2 separate regions of the Homo sapiens genome follow, and region 1 is linked to region 2. A link is an interaction called in ENCODE POLR2A ChIA-PET data of the cell type or tissue named here. Cell type or tissue: PC-9. All regions are shown on one strand. Region 1 overlaps DOCK11 (dedicator of cytokinesis 11). Region 2 overlaps DOCK11 (dedicator of cytokinesis 11).

The links. ChIA-PET counts read pairs that join two places held together with the same protein. Peaks named below come from ENCODE experiments on the same cell type or tissue, not always from the same donor. Only the 100,000 strongest peaks of a DNase experiment are listed, where the experiment ranks them.
Region 1: POLR2A ChIA-PET joins it to region 2 with 5 read pairs; 3 of 35 experiments call an interaction of 5 or more read pairs at or near these places.

Annotation. Positions count from the first base shown.
Region 1 is chrX:118,551,408-118,553,907 of GRCh38, forward strand. All of the region lies in intron 6 of DOCK11 (dedicator of cytokinesis 11), which reads left to right. Among named protein-coding and RNA genes, the nearest start is that of DOCK11, 57 kb to the left of the region's middle. In PC-9, no CTCF peak of the experiment used is centred here; a DNase peak (open chromatin) is centred at 1,294.
Region 2 is chrX:118,683,931-118,686,430 of GRCh38, forward strand. It overlaps DOCK11 (dedicator of cytokinesis 11), which reads left to right. Exons shown (of 53, transcript NM_144658.4): 53 at 1,758-2,217. The coding sequence ends at 1,877. Among named protein-coding and RNA genes, the nearest start is that of IL13RA1, 42 kb to the right of the region's middle. In PC-9, no CTCF peak of the experiment used is centred here; no DNase peak of the experiment used is centred here.

The sequences.
Region 1 (2,500 bases), 130 kb before region 2:
AAAATTATGTGCTGGGCATAGTGGCTCATGCCTGTAATCTTAGCACTTTGGGAGGCCAAGGCAGGAAGATGGCTTGAGTTTGGGAGTTCGAAACTAGCCTGGGCAACATAGCGAGCCCTGTCTCTTCAAAAAATAAAAAAATTAGCTGGGCATGGTGACGCATGCCTGTATTTGCAGCTACTTGAGAAGCTGAGGTGGGAGGATCGCTTGAGCCTGGGAGGTCAAAGCTACAGTGAGCTGTGATTGCATGACTGTACTCCAGTCTGACTGACAGAGCAATACTCGATCTCTTAAAAAAAAAATTACAGTCAGTTCTTTGGAAAGTTTGAAATTATGCGCAACTTTAAACTGATCTTAGAAATAGGTCTGAGTTGTTTTGCTGGACATTTTGACTGTTAGAAATAAAGGAATCTGCCCAGGCGTTCATGACCAGCCTGAGCAACATGACGAAACCTCGCCTCTACAAAAAATACAAAGGTAGTTAGCTAGGCGTGGTGGTGCACTCCTATAGTCCCAGCTACTCTGGAGGCTTAAGTGGGAGGATCACCTGAGTTTAAGAGGTGGAGGTTGCAGTGAGCCAAGATTGTGCCACTGCACTCCAGCCTGGGTGACAGAGCGACACTCTGTCTCAAAAAAAAAAAAAAAGGGAGGGAGGGAGGACTCTAATAGCAAGGAAGGGAGGAATCACATCGTGAGAGAAAGTGCAAAAATAAAACGAAGGAAAGAGTATTAGAAGAGACTCAGCAAAGTGCAGTTGATAAAAGGGAATTAGAAGATTCCAACTTTATAAGATCTTTTGAGAAAGCAACCACATGGCCTTTAATGCAATCTAAATAATATAGCCAAACTAATTTGTATATGGGTTGCTGTAGACAGTTTAACCTTCCTAGCTAGCTTGCCAGCAAGTTTTGCAAGAACATTCAAGTCGACAGTTCTTGCAATGACTTGCAGTGCATTCAAGTCGATGGGCTGTAGGGAAAAGAGGGGCTAGTAGAGGAACTAGGCTGAGTTCTTCGTATTGGAAGATTATAAGACCACATATTTATAGGATAAAAATTTATATTTTCCCCAATATATAGCTTTCCCCCTGCTCTGGTCAGTTGTTAAGATATAATCTGTACCACCTTCTGAAATGGGCATATTTTCCCAGAAGTGCTTGCTGAGTATAACCTCATTGTTGGCTGAGAAACTTGCCCTGAGGAGCCTGGACTACAGGAAAGCTGCGAATAATGTGCATCACTCCACGAGTCACAGTGCTCTGTGCCCAAGCACTTCCTCTCACTGAAGAGGATGCATCATGCAGTTCTTGCAGAAGCTCTGTTGTACTGGGTGTGGTGGCATGTGCCTGTAATCCCAGCAACTTAAGAGGCTGAGTCAGGAGGATCGCTTGAGCCCAGGAGTTTGAAGCTGCAGTGAGCTATGATTGTGCCACTGCACTCCAGCCTGAGCACAAAGCGAGACCTCATCCCCTTTTTTTTTTCAAAAAGAAAACCCCAAAAAACAAAAAACCAACGCTCTGTTGGTTGTTTGGGTGCAGTGAACATTTAGCACTTGTAATTTGCTTTGTTCTTGGTATTCAAGTTAAAACAGGACAAGCCTTATCATAGTGATTAATTTCGTCAATTTGTGGTTTCTAGTTAATGAGGAGGTACCTTGCTGCCACTCTTCAATTCCTGGAAAAGTATTAGAGAGAAGTTTTAAGATGTCATAGAGAATACATGATCCTTTAGACAGAAACCACAATCCTAACAGACCCCTATTCATTTACATTCTCTCTTTCCCAAGTAGCTGCTAGAGACATCTGCTTTATTCAACTTCTTTTCATATCAATGAAGGAATTTAATGTGGGTTTAGATAGCTGTGATATTGGACATAGCCTTCCCCTGGTATTTAGAACTATTTCTCCTAAGAGATATAATGATATATGGAGGAATTTAATCTTCAGGGTGGTTTTTCATTTTTTAAAAAATTGCTGCAGATTCTTGGCCAACTCCTGGGACACCCACCTTTATGCATCTTTTTGGCTCAATTTGGTCACATTCCTCTAGCTCTCTCCTCCCCATTCTCAGCAATTAAACGCTGAAGTGCCTTGATATGATATCGGGGTTGCAAGTTCAACTGGTTGATGTATGACTCACTTCTAGTGCCCTTTAAAATTTTTTTGGCACAAAAAGAGCCATTTGTTATATATCCAGAGTCCAAAAGTCCTTAAATCCTTAACTCTTCCAGGAGGGATTTTTCCTCCTCTGCAGTGGGAGAACATCAAATCAAATGAGGATTTGACCTAAGAAAGCACATACAATATTAAAATAATTGCTAGGAGGTCAAGGTCACTATGTGTGTTAGAACAAAAGGAAGAGAAAATATTTTATTTTTGATATCTTAGTCCAATTGTATTCTCAAATCTACCAGACTATCTCTTACAGCTAACAAATGGATTGCATTCATTTATTATGCATAAGATTTTTTCATTAATTTGTTTTTTATGTTTTGTTTTCTC
Region 2 (2,500 bases):
GTTTCTATTGGCTTATATTTATGCAAGCCATCCTGTCATTATGAAACATATTTGGGTGTGCCTTACTTTTGGCAAATGTTGACTTTGTAGTGAATTGAGTTTCACATAAAAGAGAGCCACCTTGTAGTCATACACTTTGAGGCATATATTAATACTGAGAAGTAAGACAAGTGTTAATGTGTACTGAAATTTGAAATATTCTCTTGAGCTCCATAAATGATTACTTGACAAAAAGACATGACTGGATATTCCTTGTCCCCTTTCAGTGTAATCTGTTACAGAATACCGAAGTATATAGTCCTTTCAAAAACTTCTTCAAGCTTTTTTTTCTTTTTTTTTTCTTTTTTTTTTTTTTTTTTGAGAGGGAGTCTCACTCTGTCGCCCAGGCTGGAGTGCAGTGGCACAATGTCAGCTCACTGCAACCTCCGCCTCCCGGATTCAAGTGATTTCTCCTGCCTCAGCCTCCCAAGTAGCTGGGACTACAGGCACGTGCCACCACGCCTGGCTAATTTTTTTGTATTTTTAGTAGAGATGGGGATTTCACCATGTTAGCCAGGATGGTGTCGATCTCCTGACCTCGTAATCCACCCGCCTCGGCCTCCAAAAGTGGTGGGATTACAGGCGTGAGCCACCACGCCTGGCTGCTTTTGATTTTTAAAAGGATTTATATTATCATAAAGCTATAAATTACAGATTTCTCAGATAGAGTTGGGGGTGGTCATTGTAGCATCTGTTGGGTATGTTTTGTAATTTCTTAGCAATAAGTACCCTCCTTGCCTGTCACATCTGACCAGCATAGATAATCAGTTATTCATCTCTTAACATTCTAGTATGCTTTCAGATTAGTGTCATGAGTTAATATTTTTGTAAGAGGAAATTTCTCTATTATAAATTTTATTTAAGCCTTATGATTTGTAGCAACACAAATGATATGTCTCAATACTGCCACTATAGATCAATCTGTGGGCTTAATACTGAAGTTTCACAACTAACTTGAGAACCAAGTATTGAAAGCTTGGGACCTAAGTTAGGACTTTATGGTAAAGAGAGTGGATATAATGTATATAGCGTTTTTTACCTCAATCTACTTTAAGCACAAGATTTCTGTTGCTTTTTCTTTAGATTACACAAAATGGATCATTTAAAAAATATTTAAACTAATACGAATATCTATGTTTATATACTTACTGGAATACAATCTTTAAATTTTATATTTATGAAGTTCTTCCTTTCCAAGAAAAATCTTCTGTATCAATTAGCTTATACAATTATAATGTGTCTTTAGAAATATGCACTTAAGACTTTTATCTTCATTTACTATTATTTTCAAGTCTCCAGGGAAGGAACATAGGTATCTGCATGTTTCAAAAGTCCCATAGATGATTCTGAGAACCACTGTGTTAGATCATTCATAAACTCATGTCAGAGTCTACCATTTAGAGCTCTTGTTATGACCATCTGTTAAAAAATATTTTAAAGATTGTGTTACCTCTCGCTTTTTATTGAATTTTGCATTTTACAGTCTTTGTTTTTCTTAATGAGTAACTAGATCTTTTCTGCTTTTTTGATATGCTGCCTTTGTAATACAGCTTTGAAGACTTAAGTCGGTAATGTTATTCTTTGCTCTCTCTGCTTTCTGTCTTTTTAAATAACTGTCAGTGATAAATTGAAATATGCCTGCAATTTCATATACACATTCTTTTTTTGGCAGTGGCTATTTTGCTTCATGATAATCATGCTGATTTCTTCTGTTTTAGATATTACAAGAAGACACAATGCATTCTCCCTGGATGAGCAACACATTACATGTATTTTGTGCAATTAGTGGTACATCAAGTGACCGAGGTTATGGTTCCCCAAGATACGCTGAAGTGTGAGGAAATGCAGATGTACGTGACAATGAGACTGACCTTTCTCAGGAATATTTGGAGCTGTGCAAATGTTAAAATTTAAAGATTTGATATACATGGAGTGTTTCTTCTCGACACCAAAATTTTCATGTGTTCCAACAGGGTGCTTACATATTTGTAAATAAGCAACTTGAAAGTGCCTGGAAAATTGCACCACTGTGCTTGGTTTGTACTTTTTTAGGTAAATCTATATGCTGAAAAGTAGAGCTCAAAAACAGTAGTTCAATTTGCTTAATTATTGCTTAAAATAATGGTACTATGTAAAATTGTATAATGGAATACAATAAAAGGTAAAACTTATTTGTAATTAGAAGTGAAAGAAATAATACTTTGAACTTAGCATTTTTCTTGACAAGAAGCTCAATTCATTATCATACTAATCCTTGGTAGGAGGAGAAGAAAATTGATAACATTTCCGTAATACACGGATATTTAAAATTGGGGAGATCATTTGAATCCTTGCCAATTAGTAGTCAAGGCTGGGCTAAAGGAACCAAAAGCATTATTTCACAGAAAATTTCAAAAGGAAAGGATATATTTACAAATATACGAAGCTTAGGCTGGACACGGTGGCTCATGCCTGTAATCCC